Regions from separate parts of the Mus musculus genome. Here regions 2 and 3 are each linked to region 1. Evidence: chromatin loops called from intact Hi-C (ENCODE). Cell type or tissue: heart. All regions are shown on one strand.

The links. A loop is a pair of places that touch in the nucleus more often than their neighbours do. Peaks named below come from ENCODE experiments on the same cell type or tissue, not always from the same donor. Only the 100,000 strongest peaks of a DNase experiment are listed, where the experiment ranks them.
Region 2: it touches region 1 in a loop (3-fold over the local background); 3 of 42 quality-filtered maps call a loop at or near these places.
Region 3: a loop joins it to region 1, with 2.8 times the contacts of the local background. A loop is called at or near these places in 3 of 42 quality-filtered maps.

The regions. Positions count from the first base shown.
Region 1 is chr7:45,718,745-45,722,744 of GRCm38, forward strand. Rpl18 (ribosomal protein L18) reads left to right here. Exons shown (of 6, transcript NM_009077.2): 2 at 509-595; 3 at 785-892; 4 at 1,176-1,274; 5 at 1,550-1,743; 6 at 1,970-2,091. The coding sequence ends at 2,045. Fam83e (family with sequence similarity 83, member E) reads left to right here and starts at 2,476. Exons shown (of 5, transcript NM_001033170.4): 1 at 2,476-3,910. The coding sequence starts at 3,437. In heart, a CTCF peak has its summit at 1,787; DNase peaks (open chromatin) are centred at 587, 1,187, 2,127, 3,017 and 3 weaker places; H3K4me3 peaks cover 2,047 bases; H3K27ac peaks cover 1,272 bases.
Region 2 is chr7:44,858,882-44,862,881 of GRCm38, forward strand. Pnkp (polynucleotide kinase 3'- phosphatase) reads left to right here. Exons shown (of 16, transcript NM_021549.3): 4 at 842-921; 5 at 1,007-1,064; 6 at 1,196-1,303; 7 at 1,479-1,550; 8 at 1,982-2,030; 9 at 2,108-2,178; 10 at 2,266-2,358; 11 at 2,437-2,533; 12 at 2,619-2,680; 13 at 2,768-2,877; 14 at 3,313-3,400; 15 at 3,485-3,546; 16 at 3,618-4,000. The coding sequence ends at 3,741. Among named protein-coding and RNA genes, the nearest start is that of Pnkp, 3.7 kb to the left of the region's middle. In heart, a CTCF peak has its summit at 1,873 (motif pointing left); DNase peaks (open chromatin) are centred at 1,633, 2,130, 2,250 and 2,517; H3K4me3 peaks cover 405 bases.
Region 3 is chr7:45,917,168-45,921,167 of GRCm38, forward strand. Tmem143 (transmembrane protein 143) reads left to right here. Exons shown (of 8, transcript NM_144801.2): 8 at 1-246. It overlaps Emp3 (epithelial membrane protein 3), which reads right to left. Exons shown (of 5, transcript NM_010129.2): 2 at 3,122-3,237; 3 at 2,768-2,870; 4 at 2,151-2,291; 5 at 856-1,068. The coding sequence starts at 3,199. The coding sequence ends at 899. Among named protein-coding and RNA genes, the nearest start is that of Emp3, 2.3 kb to the right of the region's middle. In heart, a CTCF peak has its summit at 2,295 (motif pointing right); DNase peaks (open chromatin) are centred at 384, 2,094, 2,794, 3,544 and 1 weaker place; H3K4me3 peaks cover 1,145 bases; H3K27ac peaks cover 2,315 bases.

The DNA of each region.
Region 1 (4,000 bases):
TTGATTTGAAGGACGTAGTGTAAGGCTTTGTCACAAACACGTCTCCACGTCTAGAATGTACTGTTGGCTTCTTTTTGACTGTTTTTCAGATTGGGAGCTAGTTTTGAGAACATAAATAAAAGCTAACATCTTTACAGGGATCTGAACTCTCATCCATACTGGGCCCAGAACCAGGGCCTTCACATGCTAAGCAAGAGCTGAGCTCTAAGGGACTCTGAGCCAGCAGCCGCTTGTCTTGTGCAGCTCAGTTTTTACACCGAGACAGTGTTTCAATGAGTTTCTGGACTCTGGGAGGAATGGTCCCAAGCCGAGACAAAAACATCACTTGTGTGTGTTAAGTGAACTTGTCAGGGGTGGGACATGTCTTCTTCCTCTAGTTTGAATCCTTTGAGGTTTGAATTGTCGACTAAGTAGCCTAAAAGTTACAGGTACGAACAGGTATAGATATCATCAAAGATATAGGGCAGTGGTTCTGACAATTGGCTCTATGGTGGTTCACCTCCCTCAGGGTGTTGACATTCGCCACAACAAGGACCGAAAGGTTCGGCGCAAGGAGCCCAAGAGCCAGGACATCTACCTGCGGCTGCTTGTCAAGGTAAGCCCGGGGTGCTACGCCATCTTACAGCTCCCAAAGTGAGTGGGGTGGGGAGAGGGGGGAGCCTGGACACAGTGCCCCAACCCCCCACATCACCAGGAGTTGAGCGGGATGGGAGAGCTGTGGAAGGGTCCTGGCTTGGGGGTGGCGCAGGCAGTCCCATGCTCAATCTTTTCCTTTCCCTTGCAGCTGTACAGGTTTCTGGCCAGACGGACCAACTCCACCTTCAATCAGGTTGTGCTGAAGAGGTTGTTCATGAGCCGAACCAACCGGCCACCTCTGTCCCTGTCCCGCATGGTTAGTAGTCAGCCAGAGGGCGCTTCACATGTTTGGGGGCGGTGGGGTAAGGCCAGCAGAGGATGCGGGCCTCTGTGCTTTGGTCTTTTTCTACCTGGGGATTTCTCTGACCTGGGTCACTTCTGGGGTTGGAAAGAAAGATTTCAACAATCAGTCATAGCTGGCAAGCTCTTGGGGCCCTGTCACTGGGGGGAGGTCGGCCTCAGCCAGTGGAGGTCTTGGCTGTTTGGTCTTCCCGGTGACAGCTTGGCACAGAAAGACTTAACATGCTTGCCCCCATCAGATCCGAAAGATGAAGCTTCCTGGCCGCGAGAACAAGACTGCCGTGGTTGTGGGGACGGTCACAGATGATGTGCGGATTCTGGAAGTTCCCAAGCTGAAGGTAAGTGACCAGCATGGGCCAAAGGGACATGTCTCCAGTCAATTAGGGGGCTTTGCTATGTGCCAGTGGCACCCTGCCATGGGAGCTGTAATCAAAGCTGCTCTTCGTTGTGTCCCCTCACCACTGCAGAATGATGCTTTGGAGTCTGTTTGCCCTGAAAGCATTGAGGATGCTTGCCATCCACTGGGGAGACTTTAGTGGCAGTTGTTTATCAGGGTCTGCTACCGGGGGTGGGCCGTGACAGTCCCCACAGCCTCTGGTGTGTGCCTTCTCAGGTGTGTGCACTGCGGGTGAGCAGCCGGGCCCGGAGTCGCATCCTCAAGGCTGGGGGTAAGATCCTCACCTTTGACCAGCTGGCCCTGGAGTCTCCCAAGGGCCGGGGCACTGTGCTCCTGTCTGGTCCTCGGAAGGGCCGAGAGGTGTACCGACATTTTGGCAAGGCCCCAGGAACCCCACACAGCCATACCAAGTGAGTATCAGAGCTTTGGCTTCAGGTAGTTGTTACCCATAGTGGCCACTAGGATGTCAAGTTCACTTGGGTGGGGGGTGGTCACAAATCTGGGCTAGCCAGGGCCTCTGCCACTTCTGAGGGGTGAGTGGTTATTGCGAAGGCTCTCAGAAGGTTTCCAGTATGACAGGAACAGGTCCTAGTGCCAATGAGCTGGACTTCTCTAACCTCCCTCCTTTCCCCACAGACCCTATGTCCGTTCCAAGGGCCGGAAGTTTGAGCGCGCCAGAGGCCGAAGGGCCAGCAGAGGCTACAAAAACTAACCCTGGATCTTAACTGTTAATAAAAAAAACATTGGATGATGATGGTCCTCTGTGTTCATTCATGAAGTTGGAAAGGGGCAGGGTGGGATGAGGGCCACTAGTGGTGACAGCATTTGATTGGAAGTCAGCACAGACCCATTTTTGGGGAAGGGGGTGGGGCCTGCTCTGGGACCTGCCCTGCACCTGGGCAGCCCCTGCCTGTGCCCGAGCCCCGCCTGCTGGGTGTTGTGTTCACCTGTTTCCTCCTAGGATTAGCTTTTCCCAAGACCTTGGTGTTGGGGGATGTGGGGCAAGGCGTGGGAACAGGTGAGGCCCTGCCTGGGCCAGTCTCTGAGCAAGATGCCTAGTAGTCCCTCCCCCTCTGTTTGCACAAGGGGCTGTGTCCTGACAATTGCTCCCCGTTGGGTGGAGAGCTGCTCAGGAGGAAGTCGGAAGCTCCTGAGCTGGCCCTCAGACCGGGCCGAAGCCTGGGGTCTGTAGGTGGGGGGCCTGGCCTTCTGGATCGCGTGGTGCCAGTTGGCTGGAACCTAATTCAGCTTCACAGGTCCATAGTTCCTGTCCAGGAAGTAGAGTACAGCTTGGAGACTAAGGTTGGCAAGAAACCCAGGCTAGGTTCTCAATCGATCGGAGGACAGTACTCATGGCTGCTAACATCTCGGACTGGTTTTGAGGCTCACAGCCAAGGTAGACTTCAGACTTCAATACCTTGAAGATCCTCACTGAAGGAGACTGGCAAGTGTCTGGGGAGGAGTTGGGGGAGGGGGCAGGGGATAGGTTCTTTCTGACCCTATGACAGGCAGAACTGGGAGAGAGATTAGCCTGTGGGAGCTGGGGTGGTGGGCAAGAAAGTTTACTCAGACTCAGAAACTGCCTCTCCTGCTGTCCTACTGAGATTAATCTCCATGCAATGAAAGGGAGGAAAGAGTGGGTCAGATACCATAGATAAGCCAAAGTGGCAGGCAGTCGAGCCATTGGTCACAAGCAGTAGGGTGACCAAGGACAGGCAAGCAGCCATTTAGCAGAAAATGCTTAGGCTGATGGCCAGACCTGTCAGGGCAGCCAGGTCATCCTGACAGGCCTGGAACAGCCAAGAACCACCTAAAGCTGCCGTAGCTCCAAGTCACAGGTGGTCCTGCGGTTTGGCAGAGGCAAAATGGGAGATGGCTGACTGGCAGGTAGTCAGCAGGCACATGTGATCAGATCCATGGTGTAAGGGTATGGAGAGTCTGTAGGGACTGAGTCGGGCACCTTCAGGGAGCTGTGTGGATGTTTACAGACCTACCCTGGGGGCTTTGGGTGGCCGCATAATATCACAGGACCCCAGATGGTCTATCTCCAAAAGCCATCTAGACCCTCCAGGACCTGGCCTCTGGAGGCCTTGTGTGGTTTGAATGGCAGCCTCCCAGCTGGCCGCGCTGGAAGGAGAGGAGTTGGGGGCTGGCGAGCCAGCCCTAACGAAGGCCAGCCCTGCCGTCTTGTACTCTGAGGGCCAGCGGCTGGCACTCGAAGCCCTGCTGAGCAGTGGCGAGGAGACTTTCTGGGCCTGTGTGCAGCAGGAGAGGTTGCCCCCCTTTCTGAGTGCAGATGAGGCTCAGGCCCTGGCTACGGCTGCTGAAGACTGGCTAGTACCTAGCCAGGAGCCTGGTGCAGCAGGCACGGGAACAGCCATCACCGATGGGGACGTGGGCAGCCTGACCTACTGGCCGAGGCAATCTGAGGAGCCGGCACCCCTGCTGCGGCTTGGCTGGCCTGAAGACACTGCCTGGAAGGGCATCACCCGGGCGCAACTCTACACCCAGCCACCAGGCGAGGGCCAACCACCCATTAAAGAGTTGGTACACCAGGAAATCCAGGCTGCTCGAAAGGTGGGTGTCCCCGCCTCCCCTCCCCTTGACCGGTACCTAGGCTTTTCCCCATACCCTCCTGGAATTTGCAAGGCTGTACACGTGCTCCTC
Region 2 (4,000 bases), 860 kb before region 1:
GCCGCCACCACTGAGGTACAGGGTACAGGTCAGGCCCTGTAATCAGTGGTGACCTTTCTTGGATCACTCTGAAATGAGGCCACAGAAAATTCACGGCCTAGTTTCCTGTGGCCACTCAGCCAACAGTGAGGTTTGTTTTTTTAAGAATTGATATGACCTGGCACTCGGGAGGCAGAGGCAGGCGGATTTCTGAGTTCGAGGCCAGCCTGGTCTACAAAGTGAGTTCCAGGACAGCCAGGGCTATAAAGAGAAACCCTGTCTCGAAAAAAAAAACAACAACAACAAAAATCAAAAAAAAAAAAAAAAAAGAATTGATATGAGCCTGCATGATTTTCTGTGTACTGTATGCAGGTGGCTGCAGAGGCCACAGAGCATTGGGTGCCCTGGAGCTGTAGTTACAGGCAGTTATGGGCCATCTGACATTTGTGTGCTCCTAACCACTGAGTCTAACCACTGAGCCATCTCTCCAACTCTTCCAACAAAGCCCTTTGCTCCTTCTGGGCTGTTAGTTCTCCAAGGAGATGCTCAGAGAAAAAGGATTTGTGAGACACTGGTTCCTACTAAAAAAAAAAAAACAAACAAACTGGAAGTGGAGGGCAGAGGACACAGAAGGATAATACTGGTATTTAAAGGCTGGTGTCTCCAGGTACACGCCTTCAGTCCCTATACCTGGGAGGCAGAGGGAGGCAGATCTCTGTGAGTTCAAAGCCAGTCTGGTCTGTAGAGTGAGTTCCAAGACAGCCAAGGCTACACAGAGAAACCCTTGACTTGAAAAGGAAGACAGTAAGCCTGTAAGGAAGGTCAGAGGTGACAGTATTGTTGTCCCTGTTGGTGATACCAGGTGGCTGCCTTTGACCTAGATGGGACCCTCATCACCACCCGCTCTGGAAAGGTCTTCCCCACTAGCCCTAGTGACTGGAGGTGAGGTGGGACATGGGAGGCGGCTGGGCTGGGTGCCCAGAGTTCTTTAGATCACAAGTCACCTGCTACTTCCCGTCCACCTTAGGATTCTGTACCCAGAGATTCCAAAGAAGCTCCAGGAGCTGGCTGCTGAAGGCTACAAGGTGTGTGGGTGTGGGAGCCTGTGTGTGCGTGTGTGCGCGTGTGTGTGAGTGTGTGTGTGTGTGTGCGCGGACACATGCATACACATGCCTGGGTTGAGACAGGGCTCCAGTGTGTCCCTGTCTGTCCCCAGTTGGTAATCTTCACCAACCAAATGGGCATCGGGCGAGGCAAGCTGCCAGCAGAGGTGTTCAAGGGCAAGGTGGAAGCTGTATTGGAGAAGTTAGGGGTCCCATTTCAGGTACGGCCAGAAGGGACACTTAGGGACTATATGGGACAGAGACCCAGAGAGAACGTGCCAATGCATCGGGGGTGGGCGGGGGGAAGCCTTGGCTGGGATCATGCTGACAGGAGCTGTTCTCTGAGATCCCAAGGGGACAGGCACTAAGAACACTGTGGCCTGGCTACCTCCATAGGTGCTGGTGGCAACACATGCAGGTCTAAACCGAAAGCCAGTGAGTGGCATGTGGGACCATCTGCAGGAGCAGGTGAGCGCCCTCCTGCCTTTTATACTGTCTGTCCCAGCCTTCCCCTCACCACACGGGTGGCCACTGGAAATGCCTAGAGGTGCTGGGGGCACGGGGTAACCAGGTCCAGCCTCTGTGAGGTCCTAGGCAGTGTTAGGTAAACAGAGATGCTCAGGGCTAAGGGGGAGGGTCTGGTAGGTAGCAGGGACATGGGAAACAGGCTGAGAAGGAAGTGGCCCACAGATAGGAGCTTACAGATCCAGGAAGGCCCACCTTGATTAGGGCCACAAGTTGGAAGAGCAGGCAGTGTGGGCTGCTGCAGGATGTGCGCCCTCTGGAGGCAACTGGGGGAGCAAGCGAGACACTCAGCAGCAATGCCCTGGTGTGTGGTCCAGCCAGCCCCTCTGCTGTCCCATCCTGTGGGCTGGACTTCTCACTGCCTCTCTCTGTAGGCCAACGAGGGCATCCCCATCTCGGTAGAGGACAGTGTCTTCGTGGGAGGTAAGAGGCGCAGGCTTCTAGGGGTTCAGGAACCCTCTCAGAGCTCAGTGTTGGACAGGGTTGCCCTTCCCTTACAGATGCAGCAGGGCGCCTAGCCAACTGGGCACCGGGGAGGAAAAAAAAGGATTTCTCTTGTGCAGACCGCCTGGTAAGCCTGGTGTCTGTGCCCCGCCCTGTCCGTGTGACACCCTCACTGCACCTCTGCACCCACCTAACCCCTGCGTTCCCTCCTCAGTTCGCCCTTAACGTCGGCCTGCCCTTTGCCACTCCGGAAGAGTTTTTCCTTAAGTGGCCGGCTGCCCGCTTTGAGCTTCCAGCTTTCGACCCGGTGAGGCCCAAAAGAGAAGGGGATGAGAGGCCCTTGTGAGCTCCCTGGTCTCACGCCCCCTTTTTGTTCCCCTGCCAGAGGACTATCTCCAGTGCTGGGCCCCTCTACCTTCCAGAGTCCAGCTCTCTCCTGAGCCCCAACCCAGAGGTGGTGGTCGCAGTAGGATTCCCTGGGGGTGAGATGCCACAGCCTGACCTCTGGCTCCCCCTGGCACTCACTTGGGTCCTAGGCACTAGCTGATGACTCTACTGCCCCCACAGCCGGCAAGTCCACTTTCATCCAGGAGCACCTAGTGTCAGCTGGCTACGTCCATGTGAACAGGGTGAGTGGGACTGCACCTCCCCTCCCCGCCACCGTTCAAGGATGGGAACTCCCCAGACTGACTTGTTATTTGCCCTGGGTCCCACAGGACACGCTGGGCTCGTGGCAGCGCTGTGTGAGCTCATGCCAGGCGGCACTGAGGCAGGGGAAGCGAGTCGTGATTGACAACACCAACCCAGATGTCCCAAGTCGGGCCAGGTACTGGAAACTCATGGTGGGCTCGGGAAGCACTGCGTGTACTAGGGGAACACTGCGTGTACTAGGGGAGCACTGAGTGTACTAGGGGAACACTGCGTGTACTAGGGGAGCACTGCACGTACTAGGGGAGCACTGCACGTACTAGGGGAGCACTGCGTGTACTAGGGGAGTACTGAGTATACTGGGGGAGCACTGCACATACTAGGGGAGCACTGTGTGTACTAGGGGAGCACTGTGTGTACTAGGGGAGCACTGCGTGTACTAGGGGAGCACTGCGTGTACTAGGGGAGCACTGCGTGTACTAGGGGAACACTGCGTGTACTAGGGGAGCACTGCATGTACTAGGGGAGCACTGCGTGTACTAGGGGAGCACTGCGTGTACTAGGGGAGCACTGTGTGTACTAGGCGTCAGTGACAGCTGTTTTGCCTCCACAGGTACATCCAATGTGCCAAAGATGCAGGTGTGCCCTGCCGCTGTTTCAACTTCTGTGCTACAATAGAGCAGGCACGCCACAACAACAGGGTGAGCCACTCTCCAGGCCCCATCCCACCCTAGCCCTCCCCTCATCTAAGCCTTGCACCCTCTGACTTTTGTGCCATTTTGCAGTTTCGTGAGATGACCGACCCTTCGCATGCACCTGTGTCGGACATGGTCATGTTTAGCTACAGGTTCGGGGGTTCTGGGGTTCTGGAGGGGGTGGGGGAGGTGGGGTACAGAGCCTCACACCCCCATCCCGCAGGAAGCAGTTTGAGCCGCCCACACTGGCTGAAGGCTTCCTGGAGATCCTTGAGATTCCATTCCGGTTACAGGAGCATCTGGACCCGGCACTGCAGCGACTGTACCGCCAGTTTTCCGAGGGCTGAGCCCTCAATAAACACTGGTGCCACTCTGTGCACAGCCATCTTGCTGGGGTTGTGGGAGGCAAAACAGGTGCCACGGCATCCTGCATTGAGCTTGGGCTTCCAAGTGGGCTCTTGTGTATCTGGCATACTTGGCCTGGGGGCTTGAGCAGCCACAGCCATTTTGTGGTGTGACTCACCAGCCAGCACCAGGTTTCAGAACCCAGTTGTGGGACACTGGACCCGAGACTGGAGTCTGGGGATGTTAAATTTGACCAGGTAC
Region 3 (4,000 bases), 200 kb after region 1:
AATGTCTGGAGGAACCTCTTCAGACCCCACGTAAGATGAGCCATCTGTTCTGCAGCTCATCTGCTCTGGTTGGAGGCACTGGAAACTTCATGCCCCAAAGAAGAATTGCAGGATTCCACCCCAAGATCACTCCAGCCCAGGCCCCAGCAGGCTCCGTGGCCCGCTCTGCCTCGCTGCAGCAATCCCCTTAGTCTGGGTCTCCCTGTCTGTGCACCCTCTTCCAAAGGAATAAATCATGCTTAATAACTCTGGAGTAGTGTGGCTGCAGGTCAAGGGGGGTTGGGAATCACAGTCCTGGAAAGAGGGTGTGGCTGGGTCTGAGACTCGACCCTTAGAAGCAAGCACTCATGCCTGAGCAGAGTTTTGCCTGCGAGAGTCTGGATCCCAAACAGGAAGGGCAGGAGGGCAGATTGATCACCACGCAATGGCGGGCAGCCAGAAAGTAGGTGCCTGGGAAATCTAGCTGGTACCCCTTGCCTGAGAGTAGAGGAAGGTGTCATATTGGCTGTAGAGGTGGCCTTTGTTGGTGAGGGAAGGGTTAGGTTCTACAATGGAGGGGAGAACCTTTTGCAATAGGAAACAGCCAGTCAGTAAGTGTCTGGGTCAGAGAGGAGGGACGGGAGAGACCATCAACTCAGAATGCACGGCAGCCTGGGCTCCTCTAAGAGTGACACCACAGAAGCCGGAGCAGGGAGAGGGACTGACACTAAGCTCCACTGAGGTATTCCGGGAGGAGAGGGGCGCCCTGGGGAAGCTGGCTTCAGCCAGTGTCCCAGGGCACAGCGCCTGGGAGTTGAGCTCTGGATGAGGCCGGGAGAGGACAGGTGTTGTTAAGGAAGGAAGAGGAGCCGAGTCAGGCTCGTGGTTAAATGAATTTATTTTCTAGGGGACACAGTGCTCATTCACGTTTCCGCAGGTGGATGTAGACAGTGCCGCTGACCAGAGCGAGTGGAAAAGCCACCCAGGCCAGGGCGAAGCAGTAACCGAAGCTGCCCCCACTCGGGTGCTTGGCCAGGATCTCCTCGGTGTGGATGGCATAGATGAGTGCCCCGGAGAACACAGCTGCACCTGCGGGACCACCAACAGCAGTGTGGGGCTGGGTGCACAGGAGGCCGCACTGTCCTAGGTCCTCCTCAGTGGCCTCCCAGAACCACTACCACCTCTGGTCCCTAACTGCTCATCTGTGAAATAAGGCCATGGACAGCTGTGTATCCATGGAACCTTTTTGAGTTTTTCATGAGCCAAAAATGCAAGCATGAGATAAAAATGAAGGGGGTTCTCTGGGAACCCAGGAAGATGTTTTCAAAACCACCATGATTAACTCAGCCCTTTGCAACCTGGAACCAAAAAAAATTAAAAAAGGAAAAATAGACCTGTGCTTTCAGATCTCATTGACCTCCCCTCACCCCCACACTGTCTCAAACCTCAATTTATTTGACCTTAAAAAAAAAAAAGTGGGGCCAGGCGGTGGTGGCGCACGCCTTTAATCCCAGCACTTGGGAGGCAGAGGCAGGTGGATTTCTGAGTTCGAGGCCAGCCTGGTCTACAAAGTGAGTTCCAGGACAGCCAGGACTACACAGAGAAACCCTGTCTCGAAAAACCAAAAACAAAACAAAAAAAAAAAAGTGGGACATAATGGCCCACCTCTGCTCTCTCAGCTACCCAGGGTGCTGGGGCATGAGGATAGAAAGTTCAAGGTCAGCTGGGACCATTTATCCAACCTATTTCCAATAAAATAAATAAAAAGAGTTGAGAGCACATGCCTAGAATCCACCAGTGTGGAGCTGGGCACATGCCTCAGAGATGAGAGTCCGTCTGGCACGCCCCGTGTTATAGCCCCGGTATTGGGAGAATAGAAAACAAACAAACAAAACGACTTCTTGAACAGGTGCCCAAGAAACCACAGTTGGCGGATATGATGCAGAACATTCCTTCTGTGGATCCTTTAGCTGCCCCCATCCCTGGAACCCAGCTCATTTACCACCACTGACTTCTCAAGCACTGGCTCACCGCAGAGCCTCTAAGGCACACAGCTCCACTCTCCCTCTCCTGTGGGGGCCATGGAGGCTGCTCTCAGGAGAGGGCTGGGAGCCTCCAGTGGCCCGCTCCCATTCCTCGCCACCGTTCCCCAAGCTGGGGGAAGTGCTTACTGGTGCAAAGCTGGCAGAGGCCGGTAGCGTAGAAGAGCCCTCCGCGCCGCATGGTGTAGAGTTGGAACATGAAGAGGATGAAGGACAGGCAGCAGAGGATGAGAGACAGCACCATGAGGGCCTGCACTGCCTTCAGCCAGCCTACAGGGGGCGACACAGGTGAGGTCACAGCTGGAACCGCTGTTCCCACTGGCTGGACTCTACTCACTGTAGGTTCAGCCAGGCAAGCTTCAGAGATGTCCGTGTTACAAGGATTACAAGGGTTACCAGGGAAACATCTTACTGATGAGCCCCATCCCCACACTCACTGGCGGTCACTTCGAATCCTGAAAGGAGGCAGGCCACTCCATCTCTTAGAACTCTGGCCTCTCCCTATTCTCCCTCCCACATCACAACACTCGCTCCATTTCTTTACAACTCTGAAAAGTCTTCTCAGAATTTAGGGAGCTTTCTCCCCTGTTCCTTAAGCTACAGCATGTGGCTCCAACCTCTCTGGATTTATTGGTGCCTTTCCATCCAGACAAGCTGCCTATGGCCACCCCAGGTGCTCATAGCCTAGTCTAGGCTCCCAACCCTGGCCCTGGCAGGCCTTCCCCTGCCCTCAGCCATATGCTCACCATTCTCACTGACGTTACTGCAGGCCCATGTTTGAGTGGTGGTGTTCCACGTGCAGTCATACCACAGGTTCAGGGACTCTTTGTCTGGGAGAGTCCACCAGGACTGGAAGGGACAGAGACCGGGGAGGGTGAGGTGAGACACAGGACAAAAGATGTCAGGGAGAGTGGGGATGACTCCTGATGGCCAAATGCATGGGCTAGGCCAGGGGAAAGTACACACGCAGAAGTAAGAGTAGGGAAGGGGAGGAGTGGGGAGGAGGAGGCACAGAGGTAGGGAGGAAGGGAAGCAGAGGCAGGTAGGTGGGGTCTTAGAGATGGGCTATATCTGGGGTTCCCAGTGAGCTGGAAACTTACCTTGTCCAAAGTGGCCACAAAAAGCAAGACAAGAATGAGGATGTGGAGGGCAGAGACCACCAACAGGAGGAGTGACATGGCTGCCAGATGTCTGGCTCAGGGCAGGAGAGGCAAGCCTGCAAAGGGTGGGAGCACTCAATCCTAGGGGAGGAGGGCTGGAGAATGGCTTTCTAAATCAGAGAGGAGGGCCAGGGAGGTAGGGAAGTCTCTGGTGTGAGGGAGAAGGGGAGTAGGCCGAGCAGTTCCTCCCTGGGGAGAAGGGCAAGCCAGGGGACTCCTGCTCTTGGAGGCGGGCAGAGACTGTCCTAGATGGACTTTTGGGAGACAGAGGAACGGGCAGGACTAACAGTGAGCTGGTGCATCTTCAACACTCTGTCCCTGGGCCGTGTGGGTCTCCATATGAACCATCAGGAGCAGGAATTGCCCCCGGGACAGGCATCCTTGACTCACTGACTCTCTTCTTTCTCCTGGAGTGAGTCACGAGTGACTCATCCCCCCTCCCTCCAACACCAGGGAAATGCCAGCCTCTGGCTGAGTCTCTGGTCCTCACCCGACCTGACTGCAGACCCCGGCTCTAGACACTCAGGGAGGTGGATTTGCAGCAGGGAGGGTGTGGTCTGAGTGGAGAGACCACCTCCTACCACCCTTCAGTGTCCAGAGAACTCAGCCAGCCCTGGGAGCCCTCCTGCACCCCTTCATCTAAGAAGGGAGTGGAAGACCCCAGGGAGAAGCCACAGGACATTCTTCATGGTGGGCTCTGTTGGGACAAGTCTCATAGACAGCTCTAAGCTCTCCTGTATTCCCACTACAAAGGCTGAGAGATCAGTTCTTCAATTACCAGTCTCCTCTGGAGCTAAGAGTGGAGGGTCTCTTCCTGCC